Linked DNA regions of Homo sapiens: region 1 is linked to region 2. A link is an interaction called in ENCODE POLR2A ChIA-PET data of the cell type or tissue named here. Cell type or tissue: IMR-90. All regions are shown on one strand. Links, peaks and the distances in the headings refer to the core of each region. The heading gives the core; the rest is flanking DNA. Region 1 overlaps LOC105377428 (a long non-coding RNA gene). Region 2 has its middle 340 kb from the start of SNHG27.

Region 1 (4,400 bases), core at 113-4,112, 51 kb after region 2:
AAAATATAACATTTATTGTAAGTCTTTTTAAAGTATATTTTTAATCTTTACAATTAGACTATTAGTATCTCAGAAAGAAATACATACAGTAAGTTCTCAGCATCCTCAATTTTGTTGTTGAGGGGTGTGTATGTGTCTGTTTGTGTTTATCATTGCATACTTTCAGTTATGGTTTTCTTTTTGTATTAATGTCCAAAAGTGTTAGAATTATGTCACAACATTCACACTTTAATGCATAGTAAAAAAGATTATTTAAAAGATGCTCTGTCAAATAAAATTTGATAGTAAAACAGGAAAGTAAAACAGTTTTACTTTGCAGACATTATTAAAACATATCAATAACATATTAATCATATTATTAATATATGATTATTTTCAAAACTGTGCTCAGAATAAAAGTGTAAATTTATCTTTAAAATTGGATTATGTAAAATAAAAATTTTATGTTGCTCTACTTTATATAAATTAGTTATAAAATGTTAGTGAACAAAACAGTAATTTTTATTAAGTTTTATATGTATTAAGTACATTTAGCTTTACAAAAGCTGACGCATCACAAAGATAAATATCTAAGGTATAACTACAAATACTGTAATCAGTTTTGGGAAAGCAAAAATTTAGTCAGTTTTTCACACAAAAAATGTTTCACTAATTTCAAAAATTCATTCTTTTAGTTTAGTTACATTTGGAAATATTTAAAACCTAATTAATTATATATTGATTTGTATGCATTTGAATTATTACAGTGAGCAATCTGTAATGGAGAAAAATTATTTAAGACTGGTTGCTGTTCTTCATAAAATTACAGTCTGGTAAGCCAGTACACATACTTGAAACTATTGATATATTAAAAATCGTATCTTAGAACTTTTTAAATTAGAAAACAGACATTTAAACATGTTATCTCAACCTGACATTTTTAGAGACTTAAAAAATACTGCTTCAAAGATAGAAATTTCTGAAGAGCAATAGTTGATAACTACATAATATTGCTGCTGTAACAATGTTCAGCTTTGATGCACAAAGTCAATGAAGAAGGTTTTCATCAGCATCTTAAGATCTCAGCACACATTTTCTTACACAGAAAAGAAATCTGCAAATCACATCACAAAATTGTCTGCACTACTCAGATGATGAAGCTTTAAATCTTTTCCTAATTCAGGTTTATAGCTCCATTTCATTTATAAGAGATAGGGAGAAGTATATATTTTATAAGCTAATGTGTATATTGAACTAGTAAAACAGCTAGCCTTCCCACTCAGACTCAAGCATAAGGAACAGAAAATGTTTGGATAAAGAATGGAAAAACTACACAGGCTGGAATATAAACACAAGAGTGGAGGGAGGAGGAGCTCAGTCTGAGGAAGATTCTTACTGTTTCATATATACCCTATTTATCCTTGTCAGTATTAATTTAGTATTAAAGTTTGGCATCTCTCTTTTAAGAAACTATTCCTGAATATTTTTCAGTATTTATGCAATTTCAATATGTATTTTAAAAGCAAAAATAAGTGAATACAACATAAATATATGTACAAACATACATATTTGTACTACACAATATATGACACAATTAAAATCATATTATTTTCAGATGATGTATTGGTTAGGATTGTCCAGAGGAAAAAAAAACCAATAGGATAAATATAGGTATATATTCTTATGTGATTTAGTGGAAGGCTCAAGAATCAGAAACTCCAATATCCAAGGGTAGGGGAAGATGCATGTTCTAGCTTAAGAAGAGAGAAAGAAAAAGCTCATCCTCTGCTTATTTGTTCTATGAAAGCCCTCAACAAATTGGATGATGCCTGTCCACATTAGTGAAGGCAGATCTTCTTTACTCAGTATACTGATTCGAATGTTAATCTCTTCTGGAAACACCCTAACAGACACACACAGAAATAATGTTTACCAGCTATCTGGGTATTGCTTAGTCTGGTCAAGTTGACACATAAGATTAACTAGCACAGATAATTTTTCTACTTTCAAATTATTAAATTGTTTCATATCTGCATAAATAAATGTTTTATATTTAATCCCCAAATGTGTAGCAAAATTCACAAGTTATTTAGTTGATACAGTTTTTGTACAATATGTGGAAATTGTTTATATTCTAGTACCGTCAAACAAAATACTAACTAAGCTGATACTGTAGGAAAGAGGAATATTCTTAGTGCTTGAATAAGAATTATTTAATTCTTAACAAAATTTAACTATTCCAGCTCAAAAATAATTTTGAATTTTTTCTCAATTTAAAAAACTGAAAAGCAATATTTTTGAAATATAACAAACAAAATACTTAACAAAAGCATAACTGAAAAGCTTGAAGACCCTTAGTTACAGTGGTCCAAATGTGGCATTATAAAGCTTGAATGGGTCTAATTATTGCTCCTTTCATCTTTAAGAAGCTGCTTACGTCTGGGCGTGGTGGCTCACGCCTGTAATCCCAGCACTTTGGGAGGCTGAGGCGGGTGGATCACCTGAGATCAAGAGTTTGAGACCAGCCTGGCAAACATGGTGAAGCCTCGACTCTAATAAAAATACAAAAATTAGCCAGGCGTGGTGGTGAACACCTGTAATCCCAGGTACTCGGGAGGCTGGGGCAGGAGAATTGCTTGAACATGATAGCCAGAGGTTGCAGTGAGCTGAGATCGTGCCACTGCACTCCAGCCTGGGCAACAGAGTGAGATTCCATCTCAAAAAAAAAAAAAAAAAAAAGAAGAAGTTGCTGACAAAGGGTTTAGAGTTTTCACTTAAAAAGCTAGAATACAATTTACAAATAATAAAGAGATTTGAGCTCAACAAAAAGATGATGTTAATATGAACTATGCAGTTGACTCTAAAACATATTGTAATCCCAGCACTTTGGGAGGCTGAGGTGGGTGGATCACCTGAGATCAAGAGTTTGAGACCAGCTTAATTTTTAAAAAATTTAAAAAATTTTTAAAAATTAAGTACAGTATAAATCTGTACTTAAAGTGTATATGTGGATCACAGTGAACAGTATATTCCTATTCATTTAAATAAGACAACTGAAAATTATTATTTTTGCTTTCTACTGGATCTTAGTTTCATGGATGTATATCTTTGTGTGTGTATGTAAGCATGTGTGTATAAATGTGAATTATATTATGTATTTCTATATATTAGCTATATATTAACTGCATATATTAGCACTGCAACATGAAATATACATAGCAGTGTATGTTAAAGTGTCTTATGGAGAAGAAATTCTAACTACAATGAAATTATTCCCAGACCACATGCTTTTTATTGACCTCTGTGTGTGTGTATATACGCATTCAATTTTCCTCACAATATTTTCTGATGTATTTTGTCTTTTCTAACGTTGTGACCTTCTTTTTGTTTTTTTATTTCCCAAAAGTTTCCTCCAATCTTCTGGATAATTCTCTAAGCTAATCAAATTTCATAAGATATTTTCTAAATTAAAATCAGCCAGTCATTTTGTTGCTTGCTGCTAAGACACTAAGTAGTGTAAATAATAAATAGGTATTTCTTTGTGGTAGGAGAAAACATTCAACACATATTCTAATAACTATGGAGAAAATATCTGGGCTATAAAAGCCAAACTACTCTAGAACAAAAATGACTTGTTCTTTAAATGCAAGTATTATGTAGACATGGGGGAAGCTAAGAAGCCAGACAGAAAGAGAAAGAGAGGTACGATAATTGATCATACAGCATAATCAAAAGAGGCACAATACATTGATTTCCTTGGGAGGAAATAATGTAAGGATCAATATATTAGCTTCTATACGGGTTGGGAAACATGTGGGCACAAAATAGCCAATTCAAGTGCAGTTCTTCAGTCTGAAGTGGGGTAAGAAAGTGTTCCCGGCTAGTCACAAATTATGGGCAGATGTGACGCATCTGTTGCTTACACCTGAGTAAGCTAATTAGTTAATTAAATTCTTGGGAGGAGCAGAAAAATAAGCCTGAAGCACAAGGTTTGCCCCAGCAGAGTTGTCCGTTGTACTTCCAAAATGCATTTGAATTTCAAGCTCTCTGATTAGTGGGAAAGAAAGCAAAGAAGGATTTTATTTGAAACCATAAGAAATTAATTAAATAAGAGAAAAAGGATACTGTATTAGAAACGAGGGAAAATGCACGCTTACAAAGTTTCCATTTAATTGGTTTTGTTTTGAAATTAAATAAATTTATACCTATTCAAGGCAATGTTACTAAATTAGACATTTTATTATGTAAGAATAAAATTTATCATCCTCAATTTCACTTATCTAGGGAAAAAAAAGCCCTTAATTTTCTGACAACACTTAATAAGGCACAGGGTCAGCTGTTAATTAGGCCACTAAGGTCAGCAAATCTATTTGTTACTATGATTAGGCTTTGTTTGCTGGCTCTGTAGAAGGCATATTTAT
Region 2 (4,400 bases), core at 132-4,131:
AGCCTGTGATGATATTTTGTATTTCTGTGGGGTCAATGGAAATGTCACTTTTGTCATTTCTGGTTTTGCTTGTGTGGATCTTCCTTTTCTTCCTTAATAATATTGTTTAGCAGTCTATCAGTCTTATATATTCTTTCTAAGAGGGAACTTGTTGGTTTCATTATCTTTTATATGGATTTTTGTACTCAATTTTTTTCAGATCAGGTTTGATTATGGTTATTTTTTTTTCTTCTGATAGCTTTGGGATTTGTTTGCCCTATTTTTCTAGTTCCTCTAGGTATGATGTTAGGTTGTTAGTTTGAGACCTTTCTAACTTTCTGATGTAGGTGTTTAGCACTATAAACTTTCCTTTAACACTGTTTTAGCAGTGTCCCGGAAATTCTGATATATCTATGTTTTCATTTGTTTCAAACATTTTTTTTTATTTCTGCTTTTATTTCATTCTTTACCTAAAAGAAATTCAGGAGCAAGTTATTTAATTTTAATGTAATTGTATGGTTTTGAGAGCGCCTCCTTGGTATTGGCTTATATTTTTATTGTGATCTGGTCTGAAAGTGTGGTTGACACAAGTTCCATTGTTTTGAATTTGGTGAGATCTGCTTTATGGCTGAGTGTGTGTTTAATCTCAGAGTATGTGCCATGTGCAGATGAGAAAAATGTTTATTCTCTTGTTGGGTATTCTCTTGTTGGGTAGGGTATTCTCTAGGTGTCTGTTAGGTCTATTTGGTAGTGTCAAGTTCAGGTCCTGAACATCTTTGCTAGTGTTTTGCTTTGATGATCTGTTTAACACTGTCAGGGAATCTTTAAGTCTCCCGCTGTCATTGTGTGGCTATCTGAGTCTCCTTGTAAGTTTCTAAGAATTTGTTTTATGAGTCTGAGTGCTCCAATATTGGGTGCATATGTATTTAGGAGAGTTAAGTTTTCTGAACCCTTTATTATTATGTAGTGCCCTTCTTTGTTCTCCCCATCTCATCTCTCTTTTTTTTTTTTTTTTTGTCCTGCTCTGTTGATTAGGCTGAAGGGCAGTGGCCTGATCATGGTTCACTGCAGCCTCTACTTCCTGGGCTCAATCAATCCCCACACCTCAGCTTTTTGAATAGCTGGGACTATAGGCACACACCACCATGAGCAGCTAATTTTTGTATTTTTTGTAAAGATGAAGTTTTGCCATGTTGTCCAGATTGGTCTCGAATTGCTGGGCTTAAAAGATTCACTCATCTCACCCTCCTAAAGTGCTGGGATTACAGGTGTGAGCCACCATGGCTGTCTCTCTTAGTACAATTTTATCTTTGTTGGTTTAAAGTTAGTTTGGTCTGATATAAGGATAGCAACCTCTACTCTTTTCTGTTTTTTGTTTGCCTAATATATTTTTTTCCAACTCTATACTTTGAGCCTCTGGGAGTCATTGCATCTGCGATGGGTGTCTCAAGGCAACACACAATTTTTTATCCAACTTGCCACTCTGCCTTTCCAGTGGAGTGTTTAGCTCATTTACATTCAAGGTCAATATTGACGTGTGGATTTGACCCTGTCATCATATTGCTAGCTAGTTATTTTGCAGACTTCATTGTATAGTTGTTTTGTAGTGTCAGTAGGCTATGTATGTAAGTGTGTTTTTGTGGTGGCAGGTATTGGTCTTTCATTTCCATGTTTAGCACTCCCTTAAGGATGTCTTATAAGCAAGGTCTTGTGATAACAAATTCCCTTTGCATTTTTGCATCTGTTTATCCAAAAAGTGTTTATTTCTCTGTTTATAAAGTTTGGTTTGGCTGGATATGAAATTCTTAGTTGGAATTCATTTTTTAAGATTGCTGAATATAGGCCCTAAATCTTTTCTGGCTTATAAGGTTTCTGCTGAGAGGTTCACTGTTAGTTTAATAGAGTTCCCCTTGCATATGACTTGCCCTAGCTCCCTTTAAGACTTTTTTTCTTTTCATACTGACATTGGAGAATCTGATGACCATGTATCTTGGGGATGGTCATCTTGAATAGTATCTTGCAGGGATTCTCTGAATTTCCTGAGTTTGCATGTCAACCTTTCTGGCAAAGTTGGGAAAATTTTTATGGACAGTGTTCTCAAATATGTTTTCTAAGTTGTTTGCTCACTTTCCATTTCTTTCAGGAATGCCAGTGAATCACAGGTTTGGTCTCTTCAAACAATGCCAATTCTTAGTGATTTTGCTCATTTTTTGAAATTTTTTTAAAATTTTTGTCATCATTTTGTTTCCTTCGATTGGGCTTCAAGTTTCTCCTGTATTTCATTGAGGTTCCTTGCCATCCAGTTTCTAAGTTCTGTGTCTGTCATTTCAGCTATTTCAGTCAGTTAGGAAGCATTCCTGGGGAGTTAGTGTAGTCACTTGGAGTTAAGAATGTAGTCATCTGGCTTTTAGAGTTGTCAGAATTCTTACATTGACTCTTTCTCATCTGTGTGAATTGATGTTTCTTTAATCTTTGGAGTTGTTGTCTTTTGAATAGGGCTTTTTGCTTTTATATTTTGTGATGCCCTTGAGGGTTTGACTGTGGCATAAGTTGGGTTTAGTCAATTGACTTTATTTCTAAATGCTTCCAGGGGACCAAGGCTCATCTCAACACTCCTGAACTGTGTGCTCTTTCTCTGGTGTGCTGGGATTAGGCCCATGGCTTTCTTCTCTGGCCTCTTGAGGTCAAATACCTGCTGTACTTGGGGAGCTGAGGTGTTACCAATCTGCTGGCAATAACACTCCCATGGAGGCTGCCAGCAAAATGTTCAGGTGGGGGCCCTGGGGGATGCTGGGGGAGGGATGTGGGTGTGTGTATGTGGCAGGGTAGTAGACGGGGGAGGCTCTGATTGGGTGTGTACTGGCAGGAGTCTGTCTGCAAAAGTGCTCTGATGGGAAGGTGGGAACTGCTGGTGAAAGATCTATGAGTGTGGCCAACGGTAATCATTCTGTAAGGCAGCTGAAGCTGTGTTGCAAGTGGGTGTGACCAGTTAGGGACCCACAGACAGGGGTGCATTCAGATTACACGGGCTCTGTCCCACTAGCAAGGCAGCCCTACTCTGCCCAGGTGCAGCAGCTAACAAAGGCTAAACTACCGAAAATAAACAAAACAAGGCTTGGGGGATGGTCACTCATGGCTGTGGTCCACTGCAGCCACTTCCATACCAAACCCTGTGGACTCTGTACAGACTGGAGTTCTAGCTCTGCCAACTCTCCAAGCAGTTCTTCCTGCTAACTAAAATGTCCGTAGGGGTCATGGGGTCTCCCACAGCCCAGATCGTGGAGGTCCTCGGTGAGGGTAGACCACTCCAGGCCTATTTCTCTCACCCTTTTCATAGGAGCCACTTAAATCCAGGAACACATTCTGATCCTCAGCAATCCCATGCAAGGTGTCCAGACTGTTTCCCTTTCAGTCCTGTGGCCTGCGACCTACATCTATCGACTCTCAATGCCTTCTTTCAGAAAATCTGGGTAGTCTGCTGCTCTACTTGATGGTCTGGTCTTTCTTAATGGGAAAAGTTCCTCCTGGCTGCATCTAGTTGGCCATCTTGGCTCTTTCAAAGGCATTTTTTATCTTTTAAATAGTTGTTAAAATTAAGTTTAAAAAATCTACTTAGCCCTCTATATGATTTCAATAACAAGCTTTATTTGTAAAGCATACAAAAAGCTTTATATTATAAATGGTAAAATATGTTATTTGCACATTTTAGTTCTGCATGATTTATGAAACATGACAATATTTTAAGCCAGAAAATATTAAACCATAATTTTTTTTTCTGCCTTCAAATTTTTTAATGTGTAACATGCAGTTTAATGATGAAAGACTATTAGAAGAAATACTAATAGAAGTCAGCTACATGTTTTAATTTTAAAACACTATAAACAAAGGCTGTAGCTGGCCGAGTGCGGTGGCTCACTCCTGCAATCCCAGCACTTTGGGAGGCCGAGGCGGGTGGATCACGAGTTCAGGAGATCGAGACCATCCTGGCTAACACAGTGAAATCCCGTCTCTACTAAAAATACAAATAATTAGCCGGGCTTGGTGGCATGCACCTGTAGTCCCAGATTCTTGGGAGGCTGAGGCAGGAGGATCGCTTGAACCCAGAAGGCAGAGGTTGCAGTGAGCCGAGATCATGCCACTGCACTCCAGCTTAGGTGACATAGTGAGACTCTGTCTCAAAAAAAAAAAAAAAAAAGCTGTAGCTGTTTAATACATGCATTTAGAAGTGTCTCACAATAAGCATTGGGCAGTGTGAGCTACATGTAACACCAATTGTTTTAAAAATCATATTATTAACTAGTAATGATCAACTAGAGATATCATAGTAAAAATATCCCAATCATAACTAAAAATTACCATGTAATTTGTTAGGGCTACATGAAAACACATAAAAAATTTGCTGAAGGATCAAGAAACCCCAA

What was found. ChIA-PET counts read pairs that join two places held together with the same protein. Peaks named below come from ENCODE experiments on the same cell type or tissue, not always from the same donor. Only the 100,000 strongest peaks of a DNase experiment are listed, where the experiment ranks them.
Region 1: POLR2A ChIA-PET joins it to region 2 with 5 read pairs; 2 of 35 experiments call an interaction of 5 or more read pairs at or near these places.

The regions. Positions count from the first base shown.
Region 1 is chr4:132,048,436-132,052,835 of GRCh38, reverse strand. The region is part of intron 1 of LOC105377428 (a long non-coding RNA gene); the gene reads left to right. Among named protein-coding and RNA genes, the nearest start is that of SNHG27, 290 kb to the right of the region's middle. In IMR-90, for the core only: no CTCF peak of the experiment used is centred there; no DNase peak of the experiment used is centred there.
Region 2 is chr4:132,099,652-132,104,051 of GRCh38, reverse strand. No RefSeq gene overlaps it. Among named protein-coding and RNA genes, the nearest start is that of SNHG27, 340 kb to the right of the region's middle. In IMR-90, for the core only: no CTCF peak of the experiment used is centred there; a DNase peak (open chromatin) is centred at 2,341.